Regions from separate parts of the Homo sapiens genome. Here region 1 is linked to region 2. A link is a loop called in an ENCODE intact Hi-C map of the cell type or tissue named here. Cell type or tissue: endothelial cell of umbilical vein. All regions are shown on one strand. Each heading gives the region's core, and the rest is flanking DNA. Links, peaks and the distances in the headings are about the cores only.

Evidence for each region. Hi-C counts contacts between places; a loop is a spot of excess contacts. Peaks named below come from ENCODE experiments on the same cell type or tissue, not always from the same donor. Only the 100,000 strongest peaks of a DNase experiment are listed, where the experiment ranks them.
Region 1: it touches region 2 in a loop (6-fold over the local background); 5 of 110 quality-filtered maps call a loop at or near these places.

What each region holds. Positions count from the first base shown.
Region 1 is chr11:74,837,535-74,853,207 of GRCh38, forward strand. It overlaps RNF169 (ring finger protein 169), which reads left to right. Exons shown (of 6, transcript NM_001098638.2): 6 at 1-4,879. XRRA1 (X-ray radiation resistance associated 1) reads right to left here. Exons shown (of 19, transcript NM_001378157.1): 13 at 14,455-14,548; 14 at 13,554-13,669; 15 at 10,581-10,928; 16 at 7,539-7,737; 17 at 6,634-6,749; 18 at 6,320-6,425; 19 at 3,376-5,919. The coding sequence ends at 5,666. It also overlaps the pseudogene RN7SL239P. Among named protein-coding and RNA genes, the nearest start is that of RNF169, 97 kb to the left of the region's middle. RefSeq lists an enhancer at 6,319-7,518. In endothelial cell of umbilical vein, for the core only: no CTCF peak of the experiment used is centred there; DNase peaks (open chromatin) are centred at 2,687 and 3,127; H3K27ac peaks cover 605 bases.
Region 2 is chr11:74,752,484-74,757,483 of GRCh38, forward strand. The region is part of intron 1 of RNF169 (ring finger protein 169); the gene reads left to right. Among named protein-coding and RNA genes, the nearest start is that of RNF169, 6.1 kb to the left of the region's middle. RefSeq lists enhancers at 2,267-2,846, 2,846-3,467. In endothelial cell of umbilical vein, for the core only: no CTCF peak of the experiment used is centred there; a DNase peak (open chromatin) is centred at 2,698; H3K27ac peaks cover 2,438 bases.

The DNA.
Region 1 (15,673 bases), core at 330-5,329, 85 kb after region 2:
GCAGAATCCACATGCAAACAAGATCGACAGGGTGGATAAACATATATGTGCATTATCCCCATCCCCCACAGTTTAGAGCCTTCTGCTTTTCTGGGGGTTTCAGCCTATGAGACAAACTATAATCAGGCTTCATTATTACTTTTCAAATGGCCAAGGGTTATCTGCAATGTTGATCTAAAATCCTAAAAAATCACCCTGAAGTCAGGCAAGGAACAATACTTAAACTCCATACTATGGAAACAAGGTATCTAGCTGGATGCAGCTGGTAAATTCAGTCCCATGGACCTTTGGGGGTTTATTTTCCTTAGCAGCTGACACCATGTGTCTTTTGCATCCCTGGTGGTGCTTGGTGCTTCTGCCCATCTGGGCTCATTGAGAATAGGGATGAAGATATGATTTTAGGGAATTTCTGATGGGCTGGCATGCCCCATGTAGTATGAGTTACTATATAAAGTCATGTGACTGGCATTTTAACAGACCTTCCAGAGCTTATATATCCCAATATATGTTGTTTCCTTTGAGTAGCCCCAGCAGGATACTGCTTAGTTTTTCCAGTGCCATTGGTGAAAGCATTTCTGGAACTGTCTTCAAAGACTAGAAACACTGACTCCCAAAATGCTAGAACTGGAAGGGACCTTAATGGTTATCTATTCCAGCCTCCTCCTAAGGTCCTCCTCAGCTTCTAGACCTAGAAGCCAAAGTCCAGAACAGTGACCCATTGATCAAGGCAGATAGTATAACTCCTTTTAAGTGTTCTCAGATTTGCCTTTTCTCAGGGCAAATCTTCAGTGTTTTGTGGTTATTTGTGGTTGAGAGAGAGAGAGAATGTAATGTCTGAGACTAGCCAGCAGCTATTTGAAGCCTCTGGGAAAGAAGGTGGCTTATCAAGTGGGTTTGTAGTAATGAGTGCTGCTGTAAAGCAGAGCCATTTTCTTGTGCAGCTCATAGTTCCCAAACAGTTCCCAAACAGAAATTCCAGAGATGTCTTAAACATTGTGGTCATCATTGAGATAGGTGGAATCTCTTTGGTGACTACGTTGGTGGGGAACATCACTCACCTGAATGTATGCATTCTGTGTTCTCTGTGTGTGTGCACATATGCAGATGTATGTTTTAAAAACATTTACCAAACTCATGATTTTGTAGTCACACCACTTCAGTTCTGGGCCCTACCAACAATTTATGTCCTCCAAGAGCTGCTGGAGGGCATGTTTGTGCCCAAAACAGAAGAGCTGGCTCTGGTTTACAGAAGACAGGGAGGGTGACCTTACTATAAATGCCCTTAGAGGAAACTTATCAGTTACTGCCATTTCACGCATTTCCTTTTTGATCTTAGTAAATATTATTGGAAGGCTAGTCTTGTTGGTAGGAGCAAAGACACTTATTTTTCCACTTGCCATCTTTCTCTATATCTCCAGTAATTTGAAAAACACTTTTCAGTTGGAATTGATTTTTGTCTTTGGTAAAAAGAAATATTTTTAATAGATAAAAGATATATATTTTAAATATTTCCCCAAATTAATACTTTCATTTTAAGAATTGCATAGCAGTTGTAACAAGTGCAGAATGAAGAACAAATTCTTGTTAAGCAAATAGTCCAAACTCTAGGTCCAGCTTACTGCCTTCCCCCCTTGTACCTACAGTGATGCCTAGGATGGTATTGACAGTTGTTTTCTAAACTTCCTGCTGAGCAACAGTCCTTCAAATATAGGTAGAGTGGTCTAGGTTAAGGAGGGAGGAGGGTTGATCTTTAATCAGGTTGGCTTTGGAGGAAGGAAAAACCACTAAGGTATTATCTGAATTTTAAGATGCTTCCCATCCTTAATAACTAAAACCTGAATGCTTTTCTTTCTGAAAAATCTCCCTCTCTCCTTCCATGATTCTGAAGTTGGTTAAAAGTCGATATGTTGATGTGTATTATTTGGGGGAACAGAAAAGGACAAGGAAGGAAACAGAACGATGGGAAGGGTTTGTGAGCTAGAATAAGAGGTGCAGGATTTCACAAAACAAATTCCTCACAAATCATTGAAGCCCAGTTCACCATACAAATTACCCATGTCTTACTCTGTTCCTTGTATATATGCATTCTGGGTTTTTTTATTATTAAAGGGGAAGTTAGGGGGGAGGGTGAAGGTCAGTCTGAGGGGAAATCCAGGAAATGTGGTGCCCTTAGAAGGGGGCTGTCAGCTCTTTTCCATAGAGAGGGAAAGAAACTTTGAGAAAATGTTCTTGACCCATTGATTGTATCTGCTGGAAGAAGTCATCTGGGCCTGTTGGGTTGGTATCAGATCAGGGGATTATGCATCCAGCCCCTGGCCCCTTTAATCTATTTGCCTCTTTTTAAAAAAGGTTAAGTCTTCTTGGGTGAGGCTTGCCAGGGAAACTCCTAAGTGGCTTCACTTATTTTTTAAATTTTAATTTAATTTTTAAATTTTTGCTTGGAAGCAGCACTGGTAATAAATGTTTTATTTTTTGTTCATTTTCCCTAAAGGAAAAATGTCCTTAAGAGATTAAAGCTCTTAATTGATTACTGTCTGGTTACAAACTGGCAAACTGACTAAAATGGGAAGCTGCCACCGTGCCTGACTCATGTAGCTGATGACCGAAGGCTCATCCTTTCTTTTCTATTTGACAGACATTTACTGAGCTTCAGACTTGAGCCAACCCTGAGCTGGACTGTGGAGATAAAGCAGTTCCTGCTCTTGAGGAGCTCAATGTCTAATGGAATGCATTTGAATGTATGTGTGGCTGGAGAGTTCATTTATGGTCTTAGGAAAGCCATTTCTGGTCCCATTTAGAAAACTGACCAGCACCCAGCAAGCTGCATTCTACATTTTAGAGACCCCATTGGTATTTGTGAATTTGATTGCACCACCGCTTTTCCTTTACTAAGTAATGTTATGGAAGGAGAATGAATTTTCTCCTCTAGTGATTACAGGACATTAACATCTCTTCAGAAGCTGCTTTTAGCTTAAGCCCCAAGAAGTGAGGTGGGTTGTGGATCACTGACATGGTCAGGGGAGGCCCACACCTCAATTCAGTAACCACCTAATCTCTCCCCCAACCTGATCTCTCATCAGAGCTGGCAGCAACTTGGGATTCCTTTCCTTTTTCCTGCCTAACTTTTCATTGAAATGTCTAGTAGGAGAGTGAGAAAAGAGAACAAAGGCTGGGTCACAGTCATAGAATGTTACAGCTGGAATGGGCATGGAAATCATCCAAGTTAAACTTCTTCTCTGCCCCCCGCCCCCACTTTTTTTTTTTTTTTTTTTTAACCAAACGAACTTGTGATCCAGTGCCCTATTTTATAGTGTGGTTTTCCAGGGTCTGAATAAATAATCATTAAAGTTTGACACACGCAGACACACGCACCAATGATGGGGATACCCCCAAATGATTTAGGAGGTTATTTTATTTTAATAGTTTTTTCTTCCTGATTTTTTTCAGTTAGTTAGAGTTAAATGTACCTATAGCCCCTGAATACATGCTCAGGTAGAGAAAGTCTCCATAGTATAAGTAAGTAATATGAATGTGGAATCTTGGAAAGTGATATATTTTGATTGGAATAATTTTAATTAAATTTAATGATTTTAATTAAGAATTAAAAGCCAGCTAGCCAAATTTTCTTTAAAAATTGGAAACTCATTATGGTCTTAAATTGTCCTCAGGCAGCCTTTTCCTCATCAACCCATAGAGTGGTCTTTTGAACTGGTATCTAAACATACCTGGTTATGAATTCTCAAAAGAGAAAGCAGGTCTGGGGCGGGGTGGTCAGGAGACAGATTCTAGGGAAAGTGCTGAAGAGATTTTCTTCTGAAGATGATCTAGGAAATGCATCTTTATACATGATTGTTAGCTGCTGTAGCTTTCTGAAGAAGATTGTAGAAAAGAGACTAAGATATATGCAAGGGTCACCAGTTTAGAGATCAGTCAAATTGGAAAAAGTGCCAAGACTGGATGTGCAGATTGTTCTATGTATTATCAGTATTTTTTTCCTCTTAAGAAAAAAATTTACTCTCTCTCCTTTGTGAGTAAATGCCTCCTTAATGCCTTTTAAGTAAGGTGGCAACTTTTAACTGTCATCTTGTGAGAGGCAACCTCAAACTCTAAGCAGACTCCCTCTCTCCCTTTCTGGTGTCTTAAATCAAGAACTAGTTTGAAGCCAAGGCAAAGCAAGGTTTGTTCATCTTCCTTTCCTGTCATTTAAGGTAAAACAGGCAATGAACTCGCTCTTCAAATACCATAGTTCAAGAGTAGCTGTTGGCCCTGGTTCCAGATTAATATAGCAGCAGGCAGATTGCCCCTTCTTGGGGCCACCACCCTCCAAAGCTGTGCCACCAATGAGAGCATTGGGTTCAAGTTTGCATCAAACATGGTATTACCAACGCTGAGCCTCCAGCAGAGCACTTAAAAGTCCTAGTGAGAGAATAGATACTATGCAAGGGAAAAAAATTTAAATGCCAACGAATAGTTTTTTTTTTTTTGAACCTGATACACTGTTTGTTTACTCTCAACTCTTTGTACAAATATTATTGTCCTAAGGGCCTTTTCCCCTCCTGCCTAGAAAATAGGTTGTGTATTGGTTTTATTCAACCTGCTGTCTGCTTTAGGATTGGAGAAGGTACCTGGATCCTTGTGGACTGCCACTGCTGGCTGCCTCCTCTCCAACTCATCAGAAGAGCATTTTGACAAAGACAGAGGACTTGGACCAGGGCATGCCCTGTTGGGGATGTTTCTGTCAGCAAGGACATGGCATGGAATCAAGTGGGCTGATGTGTTGTTATTTAAACAGTACCAAAGTGCATTCTTCAATGTATGTTTGCCTGCTTGAAGCAAGGCCCAAGTTGAGAATACAGTAAAGGAAACTCATGAAAGTGGATGTTCTGTTTATAGTCAGAGTCTTGTCTCTGGTGAACAATCTCAGACAAAAACATGGGTTAAGCTTAGGCTGTGTGTGGATTTTTGGTGCTGTATGTGCTCTGGGAGATGCCCCATGTTGGATGTCTTGCTTTGGCATTCAGAATGGCAGTAGAGATTAGGAGCAGGGATGGGGTTTCCATGGTGTACAACTACGTCTTTTGGCATAAGTTATGTCCAGTTTACAGTTTGCTCCAATTTACTGTCATGTTCACATTCAACCATTCATGCTCCTAATGAAGGAACCAAGAAAGAGTCTGAGTAAAGAACGAATATACAGGATGACACTGTCCCTGCACATTAGGGCTGTACTCACAAGATCTGGTTTTTAAAAATACCCTTTTTTGGAGCCATTGTTCAGGAATTTGTTAAGATCCCCTTGGTGTCAGTTTCTCATACAACAGAGAACAAATGTATCCCTGTTGCATCTGAACTGGAAAACCATTTTTAGAGGGAAGTGTGACAATGCTGCTGTGGCCTGGGTTCCAAGAAAGAATGCATGTGGCACCCAGTCTATTGCCCTGTGCACCCACTCTTTATTGCCGCTGGGCCAGGCACCAGGTCATGCCTGGGCCAAGGAGGGGAGATCCTGACAAGGGGATGCCACCTTGTGGCCAGCAAGTGGGGCCCAGCTGAGCTCTGAGGCCTGTGGCCGGCTGGTCAACCTTGAGGTGCGGTCCAGGGCACAGAGCCCTCGGGGAGAGCTGGGGCACAGGCCGGGTGGTGCACACAGCCCCCATGCACAGCTCTAGCCTTGTGAGTCACTGGCTGTGGGCTCCTGGCAGAACTCATCCATGAACTCGAGGAAGTGGCCGAACTTGGGCTGGCTCTCACTCAGCGCTGGGCAGGCCATGGGGAGCGGGGTAGTCCCGAACACTGTGCGCAGAGAGCCACTCACCAGCTGCCGGTAACGTGCCTGGAACTCCTTCAACAGCCTCTTGGCCTCCAGGTACTGCTTGTGGTTCACCAGCCGCCGTTCTGTCCACTGGTGCAGGACAGCACCTGCAGGAAAAGAAGCCAGGAGAGGCACCAAGCTCATCCTGGTTCTCACCTAGCCAGAAGCAAGAGGATTGGGTCCAGAGACCCTTGGAAAATGGGATGGTGTGGCAGGAGGATGCTAAGGGGCTAAAAATGGCCTTTCCAGCTTGGGAAGTCACTGACTTCCTACTGCCCCTATGCATTGACTCTATCTTAAGCCCTGGTTCAGGACCTTAACATGCTGTGTGATTTTAGGCAACTCCCTGCCTCACGCTGGCTCTCCTTTTGTCCATCTACATGTAGAGACTGATGTAGGCAGTTGCTCTCTAAGGGCCTTTCCTGCACTGACACAAGCCCTTTCTTTGCCTTTAGCCAGCAGGCGTGAACTGGATCTGGGATCCTGGCAGCTGTGGCAGAGCCGTACCTAGTGGAGCCTCTGTAATGTTCCGGGGATCCCGCAAGCGAATGAAGATGTCATCCAGAAGTTGGGCTCTAGTCTTCTTTGGGGGTGGAATCGGGATTCTCTGGGCCTGGCAGAAGGTCATGGAGGAGGGTGTTATCCCAGGTTTATGCACAGACTTCCCTGGCCTAACTTCATACAGTCACAGCAACAGGCTGGGGGGCATCTGGGGGTGCTGGGAAAGCATGGCCCTCAGAGGGTCCCAAGGTGACAGCCACATCTGTAATTGTGGGCGGTACTCAGGGGCCATTTACACATTCAGTGAGCTGGATGTTTACCCGTTTCTCTTTGTGAACATAGGGTTTCTGAAGAGTGTCCAGCTTGGGCTTGGAGGAGTGGCACAGGAGTGGGTGCTTCAGCATTTGTTGCAGGGCTTGTGCATTCTTCTGGATTCCTAGGGCAAGAAGGCAAGACTGAGTCAAGGCACTTCCCCCTCCTCCTCCCAGATGCCTCCCCTGATTGCTTCATTCCTCAGTCTCACAGCAGCTCTAGGTAAAAGGATTTGAGAGTCCCCAAAAGAAAACACTGCCCCCAGGTTTCTTCCGGATCTGTTCCAGTGCCTGAAGTTCCATCATTCTTCAGTGAGTATTTGTCCCATATTATAATGGAAAAATAGCACAGATTGTAATGGGTAAATAGTATTGGAGTGGGGGAAAAGGCTGGCTCCAATGTGACCCCATTAACCTCAGGGGGTTATATCGCAGGGGCTAACACCCAGAACAGCCCAGCTGAATGCCAGTTGCTTTGGAAGTACTGATTAACACAGAGATGAAGCTGCCTCCTTTGCCTCCAACCAGATAGGAACGATTTTGGACGTTCAGTTTGGGAACTTAACCTGGGCTGGGAAAAGCTCAAGAATCTGGCCATTCTGGGTGTTCATTCATCACACTTTTCCTGAGGAGAGACTTTATCATCCAGAGCAGCTAGGCTGAGACCAACTAGAATCTCTGAATAAACTGTGGCTCCCCATAAGCCAGTGAAGGCCTAGGCCAGGACAGGGGTCCCAATATGTGGGGCTTCAAACAAAGGACACCCTAAAAGGAGCCCTTTGACAGGTATTTAGACAGAGGACAGCACCCTAGTTGGGAAAAGACAGCTTGGTGCCAGCCTTGGCTTGACCCTGACTTGCTCTGAGCTGTGGAGATGGCCTCTTGCCCTAGAGCAAGGATATGCCCTCACATACCCTTTGGCTCAATGAAGGCTGGATCAGGCTTGGCTGTCAGCAGTTCTTCATAGCCGTGGTACTTGCTGGGAAGGAAGGCAGTTGGGAGTTTCCTCCGAGTCCCTTTCACCTCTCTGGGTGCCGTTGGTGGTTTCTTTTGGTCTTTCTCCTTTAACTCTAAATCATCCTTATGGATGACGGAGGAAGGCAGTTCACTCACCTGTGCCCAGGAAGAAAACGCATTCATTTGTCACTCATTCATTCATTCATTCCATGAACATTCGGAGTATCATCTCTGTGCTGGTCTCTGCTGGGCCCTGTTAAGGGCAAGGGTAAGACCAAGACTGGGATGGAAGAAAGCAGATATAAAAATAGACAATTGATAAATGCTTTAACAGAGGGAATACAGTGGTTTTGGGTGATCCCAGAGGAAGCCCCAACCTAGCCAAGAAGCTCCCTTGGAGGAATGCCTTAGCCTGAGCTAAGTCTTGAAGAGCCAGGAGAGCCATCCCTACGGAGCAATGGGGAGAGGTGTGGACTGCAAGTGATGAGAAAGAATGATTGTTTCAGACAAGGAACAGCACGAGCAAAGGCGCAGAGGTAAGAAACATCAAGGTGCATTTTCGGGGAACTAAAGATTGGTACAGTTAAGTACAAAGTGAAGAGATAGGCAACTGCAGTGGTAAGCAGGACCCGGATCGGTAAGGACCATTATATGCCAAGCTGAGGGTGCGTTTTATTTTGTATTTTCTTTATGCTCACTCTGATGGCAAACCATGGAGGATTTTAGCCTATCCTAATGGCTTTATAAGAAATCTGTATGTCATGTAGGGATGTATTTATTTATTAAAATTACTCACCAGGTGGGGTGGCACATGCCTGTAGTCCTAGCTACTCAGGAGGCTGAGATGGGAGGACTGCTTGAGCTCGGGAGCTCTAGGCTGTAGTGCATTATGCTCCTCGAGTGTCCACAGTATGTTTGGCATCAATATGGTGACCTCCCAGGAGTGGGAGACCACCAGGTTGCCTAAGGAGAGATGAACTTGCCTAGGTAGAAAATGGAGCAGGTCAAAACTCGCATCCTGATCAGTAGTGGGATGGTGCCTGTGAACAGCCATTGCACTACAGCCTGGGCAACATAGTGAGACCCCACCATGTATATACGTGTGTGTATTTGTGAATATATATTATATATACACACGTATGTGTGTACATATATATGACCTATAACAAGCAAAAAAGCTGAATTAGCAATTTTTAAACTTCCCACAAAGAAAAGCCAAGGACCAGATGGTTTCACTGGTGAATGCTACCAAACATTTAAAAAAGAATTAACACCAATACTTCACAAACTCTTCCAAAAATTAAAAGAGGCTTATTCTCTGAGGTTAGTATTACCCTGAAATCCAAACTAGAGAAAGACATCACAAGAAAGGAAAAATACAAAGCAGTATCACTTATGAATATAAATGCAAACATTCTCAAAAAATATTAGCAAACTGAATTCAACAAGTAAAAGGGATTATATACTATGACCAAGTGAGATTTATCCTAGGAATGAAAGGTTGGTTTAACATCTGGAAATCAATTAATATAATATATCAAAACCATATGATCATCTCAGTAGACATAGGAAAAGCCCACTCTGTCATGATTAAAAAACACTCAAACTAGGAATAGAAAGTAACTTCCTCAACCAGATAAAGATCATCTATGGAAAACCCTCACCTAATATCATAATTAATGGTGAAAGACTGAATGCTTTCCCCTTAAGAACAGGCACAAGACAAGGAAGTCTGCTCTCACCACTTCTGTTCATCATTGTATTAAAGGTTATAGCCAGGACAATTAGGCCAGAAAAAAAAAGATTTTTTTTTTTTTTTCTGAAAACATGGTGACTCATAATTGATTGTATTGCTTTGGCCGCTAGGAGCTCAGAACTGCATTTTGTCAAAACACCTTTATTATAATAGCAGCAGTGCATGATGTGCATGTTTGAGTGACAGAATTACCCTTGTACTATTTCCTTTCCTGTCCGTATTTTCTTTTCATCTAACTCTCTCAAATTGTTTCTTTTAAAATGCTTATTTATATTCTGCATTGCTCCAAAAAGGTTCTGAGATATTTCTTTAAGATACTTTTATACTGTATAAATTTATATGTCACTATAAGTCATCTGTGGAAAAAGAAATAGATGGAGAGTTAGACCTCCATGAATGGATAGATGTACATCCTGGAAAGATCTGGCAGTGAGCAGACTGGAGGGGCAAGACTAGAGGCAGGGAGATCAGGGAGAGGGATGGTACAGTAATAAAGTTCAAGGGGGCCCTGCCAACTCTTCTAGCCTTATATTACCCTTTGCCACATGCCACCCTTCTGCTGCACTGACACTAAACATTTGTGGTTTCTGCATGTACCATTTTAATTTCCTTCCTCTATCCTGTTTCATGCTGTTTCCTCTGTCCAGAATGCCCTTGCTGCTATATCTTCACCTTTTTAATTCCTACTCAGCCTGTAAATCTCAGCTCAGTTGAGCCTCTTCCAGGAAGCCCTCCTGGGCTGGGGCAGAGGCATCTCTCCTTCCTCCAGACTCCCAGCCTCTGGGATTCCCTCAGTCTCAGCACTGATTGCATAAGCTGTTCCTGTCTATGTTCCCCATTATACTGAGAGCACCTTAAGGGCACGACCTGCATCTGATCTATGTTCCCAGGATCCAGAGGCAGCATCAAAAGTGAGGAGACCTGAAGCAGAGAGGTACAGGCAGCAGCAAACCCCTCTGAAAAACTAGTTGGAATCACACCCCAGTCAGACCCCAGATCTTGACTGTGCCACAGAACCATGACTTATCCCCATGGGTGTCCCTATCAGGTATCCCTATCAGTGTCCTCAGACCAGAGATCTCCCAGAAGAGGCTTGCAAGCTCCACCAAGGGTGCTGACTTCTTGTTTCCAGACCTGCCATGTGCTTGTTGCTCCCAGCTGTCCACAGCAATCGAGCCTAAGGGCTGCACAGGAACCTGTGGGAGCTAGCAACAAGTGGGCAGGGGCAGCTGGATACAGGTACCTGGGTCAGGAAGATGGACTCTGTGCTCTTGGAGTCCTCATCTGATGGGCGCTCTGGGCTGAGGCGGACAGTTGTGTCACTCAGGTGGGACAGGGTCTCTTCACTATGCACAGTGGAGTTGGAGCAGATGGGAGGCAGTGGCACGAAGGTCCGGCAAGACGGGGAATGGCCTTCCAGGTTCTCAGTGGGCATCTCTGACTCCACAGAAGTGCTTTTGGTAGTGGGCAGATCTTCAGCCAGCTCTGCCTCTGGCTCTAGCATATCCTTTGAGGGAGACTTGGTTGTCGTCATGCGCGGGTGATGGAGCACCAGAGGCTGCTTCGGCACCTTTGGGATTTCGCTTTTCACCTGTCATGGAGAAGGGCCAGAATGAATTTGCTTCCTAATTAGGATTCTCTCCTCCTGGGCCTCACTAGCCTAAGGCCACTTGTATAGCAGCCGGAGTGCTGGGTACGGACTGAGGCGGGGGTGGAAAGGGAAATCATACTTGTTGGGCATCTATGATGTGCCCCATGCATGATGTAAGTTGTTTTATTTCTACCTTGAAACTACCCAATGAATAATTATCCCCAATTTTATAGATGAGGAAACAGGGGCTTAGAGAGGTAAAATGACCTGTCCAAGTCCCAGAGTGATTTGGCGGTAGTGCCTGGACGATGTAATTCCAGTCCTGGGCTCCAGGCTTCATGCTGCATCCCTGACCATACGTACTCTGGCCCTCAGTAGTCTCATTCTTCAGATGAGGGTTGAACATGGTGCCTATGGCTTTCCCCAGGGACTCCGAGGAGAGGGTGTTGGGGAATGGTCCTGTATTTTCTGGAAGATGACAGCACCAGGCCCCTTTCAGGATGCTGTTCCCTATACCTTATATAAAGATCCTAAAGATAGATCTCTCTGAAAGATTCAGGACCAAGAAAATAATTCCCTTAATTAGTAAAAGCCTGTGACCATTCTCCCTCTCCTCCTCAGCCTCAGCTGCCAGGAGGTGTCCATGTGCCCTCAGCTGGGTTTAGTCCTTTCTTTCTCCCCCTTTACATAGTGGATTGTTTTCACTCTTTGTCAGAGGTATTTGGTTCACTTATATCTGTACTTTTACTGAGAGATGTAAGTTGTGTAGTGGAAAGATTGCAAGCACTGTAGTTAGAAAAATGTGGGCTAGAATACAGGTCTATCCTTTGAGCACCTATTTCCTCCTTGTGCCTGTCTCACAGAGTTCCACCCAATGAAATGGTGTGTGCAAATGTACCTAATGGACTAAGGAGGGCGAAGGATGACTTTTATAAAATATGTTACTTTAAAAAAATGTATTTCCTTTTGGAAAATATGTGGAACCTCAGTGTTTAGACTCTGAGGGACCCAGAGTCTTTGTCTGAATCCATGCCACAAGGCACAGGGCACGGACACAGCACCGCACCTCAGCATCTAAAACACCAAGCGCCATCACTTGGCAGCTGGCGGGAAGGGACAGTTCCCCTTCCCTCTCATGGCTCTGTGAGAGAGATGTGCTAGAGGAAATGCTCTTTCTCTATCCCACCGCTACTTTCCCCGCCCCCTCCCAAGGGAGGAATGGGTAACCTAACTGGCCAGAGGTTGAGTCACTGGGCCCTGCTTCAGTCGTGGGCTGGATTACTGCTCATCAATGAGACCAGGCTATTTTATCTTCCATTTGTGTCCTCACATCAAAGGGCTCACACAGCTTCTTGGTTACAGGCCTGCTCTGGCAGGTTCTCCATTTTCCTCCTGTCTGTCCATGCCTAGGTGTGAGGGGAGGGACTGCAGCCTTTGTCCATGTAACCCCAGGGGTCTAATCTGCATTTCTAGCCCCATCTCTGTATGCACAATGAGGACATGCAGGCATCCCCAGTCTGACTCAGGACTAAGTCACGTTCTTCAGTCCAGAATAGAGGGTGTTTGCCTACATTAACAAAGCATTGATTTGTTTCTCATTTGGCCACTGGCATCTGTGTTTATTTAACTCATTTAGCTCAAAGGTTAGTCAGAACCTTTGATGGGAGGAGGTGTGAGGGGTCCCCTAGGACCCACACTAACTTTTAACAAGTCAGTTCACCTCTCTGAGTCTGTTGCTTCATCTACTGTGAGGATTATGGGATAGCATACACGTAAGAGCTCTGCAGAGTCCTGGGCATGGGGCTCTGTAAAGGAGAGAGGATTCTGCCCCTCCCTGGCTGGCTGATGGGAAATGATGGGGCAGATCCTTAAGAGGAGGTAACAGACAAGGAGGAAGATGATGGAAACCTTGGAATTTCTATTTCTGACTTCAAATGCTTGTCCAGTCCTCTGAGGACGTCAGACAAGAGCCTGGCTGGACAGAGGCGGGCTGCAGAGGGGGTGGCAAGGAAACATCTGTATTTAACTTTTGGGATCAGCAATGCTCAGCCCACCTTTTGGCTGTAGAAAGACTAAAGTTCAGGAGGGAGGAGCATTTCACAGAAATTTTTGAAATTCTTCAGATGAAAGAGGGATTTCACTTACTTTATGGCAAAGGAAGCAGACTTCTCTCAACATAAGGAAACACTTCCTTAAGATTCAGGCAGGAGATGTATTCTGGTCCTGCCTTAGCTATTCTTTTTTTTGTTTTGTTTTGTTTTTGTAGAGACAAGGTCTCACCCAGGCTGGTCTCAAACTCCTGCCCTCAAGCGATCCTCTCGCCTTGGCCTCCAAAGTGCTGGGATTAGAGGCGTGAGCCACCACGCCTGGCCCATAGCCATTCTCAATTACTGTAGGTGACTATAACTTTCAATGGTAAGAGTTTTAGGAGTTTAAAATATATTTTCATATCTGTTGTTTCATCCAGTGCTCTTCCCAAAGCAAGGAAAGGAGAAGGCAATGCTGAACCTAATGGAGAGATTCCAGGCACTGTGGAGTGAGCAGCTCTACAGCCAGGTTGGTTTGCATACATTATAATAGGCTGCACTCTTCCTGGGGGTGGGAGTCCTGCCTTGGAAGCCCTACCTTCCATGATTCCTTCCGAGACATCAAAACATGATGCTTAGGCTTTACTATCTTCCTTCGAATTAAGTGGATTCCCAGTCGCTCCTGGAGGAAGCTCTTCAGCAGTGGAGGGACCCCTGGTGCCATGATGGGAAAATAAGATTACTATTAGCTAAAATTTATACTGGGGCTTACTATGTGCCAGGCACTATTCAAATTGCTTTACATGTATTACTGAAACTTATTCTCAACCCTAGGAGGTAGGTCGAGAATTCCTACCTCCTAGGAGAATTCCTACCTCCTACCATTATTCCCATTCAATAGGCAAGGAAACTGAGGCACAGAGAGGCTAAGGAATTTGTCCAAGATAATAAAGATAGTGTGGAGTGATGATCAGAACTTCACTGGTGTCACTCCAGGGCCCAGGACTCTAAAATGCCTCCAACTCCTGTATCTTACACAGTGGCTCCACTGCTGACCACTCCATTCAGTGTGCTCTGGGAAGAGAGGCTCCTGCAGTTGGGGCTGCACCCCTCTGCAACTGGGAATTGGGAAATGAGGTCATGACAGAACTGTTCCACAAAGCAGGGTGTGGTTCAAAAGAGCTCATACAGGATTTAAAGAATTCCATATTCCATTCCCAACTCAGACTCTTTCTTGCTGTGTGACCTTGGGCAGATCATGAACCTCCCTGAGCCTCAGTTTCTACCACTGTCCGTGGGGACAATAATGCCTGCTCACAGGGTTACTGTCAGGAAGCGCTGGTACAGAGCTATTTCCTCCATTCCTCAATGTACCATGAACCTTGTCCACCCCGACACAGAGTAGATCCCAGGGCTTGGCATTGATGAGGTGGGGATGAGGGTGCCACACTGCTCCTTGGGCACTGGGTTGAGAGGGGGCAGGTTTGCGGGCACTATACCTCGTGTATGGGCCACCAGAGGGTTGTTATGAAAGACGAACTCGCAGAGAGATGGGAAGAGAGCTACTGGTAGGACAGCATCCTCTTTTGCGATCTGTAATGAATGCAGGAGAGACTCTCAGGTTGACACCACCCCTCACCTCTACCCAGGTATGTCTAGGCCCCTCACTGCAGGGCTACATGCTTGCTAGGATTGGGGGTGGTATTGGGTAAGACATGCTGCTGTGGATGGGACTCACTGCTGGGTGATGCCTTGACCCTGTAATAATACCTACTCATGCACAGAGTACCTTGCCCCTCCTGTCTGAAATTCCACCATCACTGTTGCGTGTTTAAGAGCTAAGAGTTTTTCCTCTTTTTTCCATGCTGGATATGTAGCCTACATCAAATACTAGGGAAGCTGGTGGCAAAATAATAAGAACAAACACATTTTTCGTACGAACAAACTCTTTATCTCATAAAGATTCTGGAAGGTTGGCAGGGCATTGACTTTAACTTCAGGATACAATTTGACACTTCATCTTCCTCAGCACAAACCTCTACACACTTCTGATGGCTCTTTCACTGAGGCCAGTCCTGGGCACTTATTTGGGGATGGACAGGGGGAAAGGAGGACCCACACATCTAAGGGATAAGTAGAGCCAGTGTTAAGAGAGACCTCATGGCTGTCTGGGACACAGAGAATGCCCTGTGAAGCCAGCCTGCAATCGGTGGCTTATTGGCCAAGCCAGCCTCTGAAGGGCAAAAAATATACAAGCTTTGTTGAGCAGACTGCCTGGAAAAGCTGGACCATCTTGGCGAGAGTATTTATTTGCAATGGAAGAGTATCAGGGACATCAGGATCGAAGGGGTCAGGAGTCAGGCAGTGGCCGATCAGACCCCTGGACACACTGAAAGGTATTGGGTCAGATGTAGGACCCAATGAAGGTACTGAAGTCCAAGGGCTGGAAGAGGGAGGGCACTTCAGTTTAGCTTCCTCCGCAGCCTTACTGGATAGCACTAGATTTCCACTAACTTCTTTCATTTTTATTCATTCAACCAACAAATATTTACTGAATACCTACCATGTCCCAGGCACTTTGTTAGGAATGAGCAAAACAGACACAATTTCTGCCCTCAGAGAGCACTGTCTAGTGGGAAACAAGCATTGGAGAAACAGTAACACAGGAGAATAGATTTACAATGTGATAAGTGTCACAAGAGAGGTGCATGAAGTACC
Region 2 (5,000 bases), core at 1-5,000:
CTACTGGGGAGGCTGAGGCAGGAGACTCGCTTGAACCTGGGAGGCGTAGGCTGCAGTGAGCTGACATCATGCCACTGCACTCCAGCCTGGTGGCAGAGCAAGACTCTGTCTCAAAAAAAAAAAAAAAAGATTCTTGTTTGTTCTTCCACAGTTTATGGATCTATCTACATGAAAATTCAAGTATGCTTATTTTTTGCCATTTTTATACAAAAGGTTGTACATTATACACACTGTTCTGTAACTTGCTTTTTTTTTGGTTTAAGAATACATCATCAAAGTCCACAGCAGTATGTTGTATGGAATTTTACTGAGTGGATATAGCATAATTAACCACCTATTGGTGGACATTTTGATTGTTTCCTGTCTTTTGCTATTATAAATAATTGTTTATAAAATCATTATGTAAATGCATGTGTGCATTTTTATGGAGAAGTCACCAGTAGCTTTCACCAGAATCTGAACCATTGTTTTATTTTATTTATTAATTAATTAATTTATTTTTTGAGACAGAGTCTTGCTCTGTTGCCCAGGCTGGAGTGCAATGGCATGATCTCGGTTCACCGCAACCTCCGCCTCACCGGTTCAAGCGATTCTCCTGTCTCCATCTCCCGAGTAGCTGGGATTACAGGTGTGCGCCACCACGCCCGGCTAATTTTGTATTTTTAGTAGAGACGGGGTTTCTCCATGTTGATCAGGCTGGTCTCAAACTCCTGATCTCAGGTGATCCACCCACCTCGGCCTCCCAAAGTGCTGGGATTACAGGCGGTGAGCCACCGCGCCCAGCCTTGAACCATTGTTTTAATCTATGTCTCTCATTCTACAGAAGAGAAAACTGAGGCCCAGAACAGATAAGAGAGTAAGAGTTTACATGAGTTGATAGTAGATGAAAAAGGGTCAACAGAAACAGCCTAATTCACAGTGAAATGTTCATAATAGCTTTAATAAGGAAAACTAATAATACCAGTTTTATAAATATTTACATTGTGCTTTTATGAGTGGAAACAGCAACAGGATTACTAGGTTGGCACAAAAGTAATTATGGTTTTTGCCATAACTTTCAATGGCAAAAACAGCAATTACTTTTGTACCAGCCTAATAGCAATTTTAGTAATATTCAGAGATATATTGCTTAGTTGTATTCTCATCACATAGTTGGATCAATTGATAAAGGAAACATCAGGCCTGCTGGAAATGAAATTTTGTAGTAAATGCACTGGTATTTAAGTGACGTTCTTAATTTTTTTTTTATTTTGTTGAAGTCCAGTGCCTCTTTAGGAATTGCTTTGTGGAAAAAGTGTAAAGAGTTTGTGTTTTCTTGAAAATTTTGGTTGCACTGGTGACATTTTTGTTCTTTGCCTGCTTTTTTGGCAAGCTTTAAGGTTCAGAACCTTAATGACCCCTGTGTACATGTTTTATTTAATTCTTTTATGCATTCACGGTTTGCTTTTGGATATAGTATCAGTTTTTGTTGATTTGTGAAACTGTGTGTGTAAAGGCTACATCAGTGATCATTTCAAAATGAACTCAGAGTTCAACTTCATATTCTTTGAGGATCTGCAACTCGTATATATTGACATATTAAATATTTGGACCATTTTGAGCAATATTCAGGAATTATGTAATATGTGTCTACTCTGTGCCAGGTCTTTGGGAAACATTAGTGAATGAAATATTAAAGATCTCTCTCTCTCATGGAGCTTATATTCTAAATTTAGAGACATTCCTTATCTGTTGATTTAAAAAACATACTTACCATACAGGCTTACATAGGTAGATTTTGAACTATACATTGCAGCCACACTTAAGCATCATTTAAAAATGATTAATGAATTTTAAGAATTCATTTAGTCTGTTTGAAATCAAGGATGGTTATTCCAAATCATACTGCTTTTAGATTTGAAACCGAGACCTTTTTACTTTTTAGGATTCTTTTTCTTCGGCTATGGGTAATGACTGAAGAAAAGCTAGACAAAGGCTGGTGAATCTTTTAAATTGGCAGTTTAAATTTTTTTATCTTCGTGGTGTTAAAAGTGCTTTTCAGAAATTGAATAGATAGGCCAGGCGCGGTGGCTCACATCTGTAATCCCAGCACTTTGAGAAGCAGAGGTGGGCGGATCAGTTGTGGCCAGGAGTTTGAGACCAGCCTGGCCAACATGGGGAAACCCTGTCTTTACTAAAAACACAAGAATTAGCCGGACGTGGTGGTGCACGCTTATAGTCCCAGCTACCGGGAGGCTGAGGCAGGAGATTCGCTTCAACCCGGGAGGTAGAGGTTGCAGTGAGCCGAGATTGCGCCACTGCACTCCAGTCTGGGCGACAGAGCGAGACTCTCTCTGAAAAACAAATAAACAAAACACGAAAATTGAATAGATAAACAATTGAATAGTGCCTTACTTATCCCTTCTCATCCCATCTCAACTTCCCTGTTCACTTAGGGTTAACATTTCTGCATTTAAAAAATTTCCCCTTTCTGTGAAAAGCAAGTAGTTCTGGTTTATTACTCAGTTGACAGACAATGTTTGCTATGTGTGCAGCCTAAATTACATTTAGGACTAATGAATAATGAAACCATGTGATTGTAGTGCAAGAGGACAGGAATTCCCTAGTCTGTAAGGATTTGTTTAAAATATGTAAAATGACTCATTTCTTTATCCTTAATGACACATATCCGAGAATTTGAGAGTGTCCTTATGTGTTATACCAATACAGGAAACATTTGCCTTGTGCTAAGATGTTTTTTAAAGCTCTTGATGAGATTACATGCACTCTACCAACTAAACAGTAATTACTATTGAAGAATAGCTCCAATGTATGAATTCAGAATTGAACAGCAGGAATTTAGGAGGTATTTGTTTATTCATATTTTCACTCCCTGTCTTCTAGTTAATCCTGAAAGAGTTGCCTACCTTGAATTAATTTGTATCTGAGTTGGCTTGAGTATATGATGTAGGATATGTTTGTTAAATTTCATTCCACTAATTCAGTGAGCATTTTGAGGGGCACACATTGTGCAAGATGATGCAATAAAAAAAGATGAATAAGACATGGTACCTTTTCTTTAAGACTCCACAGTGTGGTTGGGGAAACACATACTCAAATAACAATACAACGTGTTAAGTGAGGTAAACAGACAATGCTAACAGAGTAGAGGAATGGGCTGACTGACAATTTGCAGGAAGCCTGAGGAAGGCATTTGAATTGTATGTTGAAGAAAGAGTAGGAATTCACCAGATGAGGAAGGAGGGGATGTCCATTCCAGGTAGAAGAGCCTGCATGTAGAAAGGCTTGAAGGTGCTTGGGATGTTCAGGGACTGGCAAAAAGCTAAATATAGGTGGAGTGTGGACTGGAGTGGGGAAGTAGAGAAGAGACTGAAGTTAGATCATGAAGGCCATTGTGTATTAGGGTAAAAGAATTTTGGACTTTATCCTATAAAGCTCTTAAAGATTTTTAAGTGGTGGAATAACATAATCATACTGTGCTTTAGAAAGACAATATATATTGGTTGGAAGAGGAAAGATGTGAGTAGAAACTGGAGGTGGGGAGTCGTTAGGGGACTGTTTTAGTAGTTCAGGCAAGCGACGAAGAGGGCCTGGACTAAAGCATTGGCTGTGGCAGTGTTAACTTCAGTCATTCATTAATTTAGTAACCATTTGAGGGTCTTCTGTGTGCTAGGTCTAGGCACTAGAGCTGCAAATAGAGGTAAAGCATGGTTCTGTCCCAAAGTGTAGTTGGGAAGATTGGGATGTAAATATGCAACTGAAATGTGGTATTATAAGTATTATAATAGCTGTTATGCAAGATATAATTGTAGAAGGCAGTATAGTATATATTAATAGAGCAGGCTAATAGAGGAAAACCTGGAGACAGACTACCTGGGTTCAAATTCTAGCTTTGCTATTTATAGCTGTATGTTATTGGATACTCTCTGTGTCTTAGTTTCTTCATTTGGAAAATGGGAATAGTAATAGTATTAAAATCATAAGGTTGTTGTTAAAGACTAAATGAATTATTACAATGCTTGGTATATGAAGAGCTAGGTCAACAAATGTAAGGTATTTTCACAAAGAAGATAATCTAGTTTGGATGGGTCAGGAATGGCTTCAGTGAATGCCAGACATTTGACCATCAGTATTCATTAGGTGGATGAGGTCAGAATAAAGATGAGAGAGGGAAATAGTACATTTAAAGGCATAGGAACATGAAACAAGGAGCGTTCTAGGGATTGTAAACAGAAGTGGTTAGAGTATAGAGTGCATGTGGGAGAGTGGAAGCATGTGGGACTGCAGAAATTGGCAGTTGCTGAATAATAGTGGACTTTGAGTGCCATGCTAAGGAATGAGGATCCACTGAGGAGTTTCAAAGAGGAATTCATCTTTGAACTTTAGAGAGATCACTCCCATGGGAGTGTTGTAGCAAATAGATTGGAGAGCCCAAATTCTCTTTTTAGCAAGATGGCTAAAACTGACACAAATACTCAGAAAAACTGCATAATAAAGAACGGCAATTCTTTTATTTATTTATTTTTATTATACTTTAAGTTTTAGGGTACATGTGCACATTGTGCAGGTTAGTTACATATGTATACATGTGCCATGCTGGTGCGCTGCACCCACTAACTCGTCATCTAGCATTAGGTATATCTCCCAATGCTATCCCTCCCCCCTCCCCCCACCCCACCACAGTCCCCAGAGTGTGATAGTCCCCTTCCTGTGTCCATGTGATCTCATTGTTCAATTCCCACCTATGAGTGAGAATATGCGGTGTTTGGTTTTTTGTTCTTGCGATAGTTTACTGAGAATGATGGTTTCCAGTTTCATCCATGTCCCTACAAAGGACATGAACTCATCATTTTTTATGGCTGCATAGTATTCCATGGTGTATATGTGCCACATTTTCTTAATCCAGTCTATCATTGTTGGACATTTGGGTTGGTTCCAAGTCTTTGCTATTGTGAATAATGCCGCAGTAAACATACGTGTGCATGTGTCTTTATAGCAGC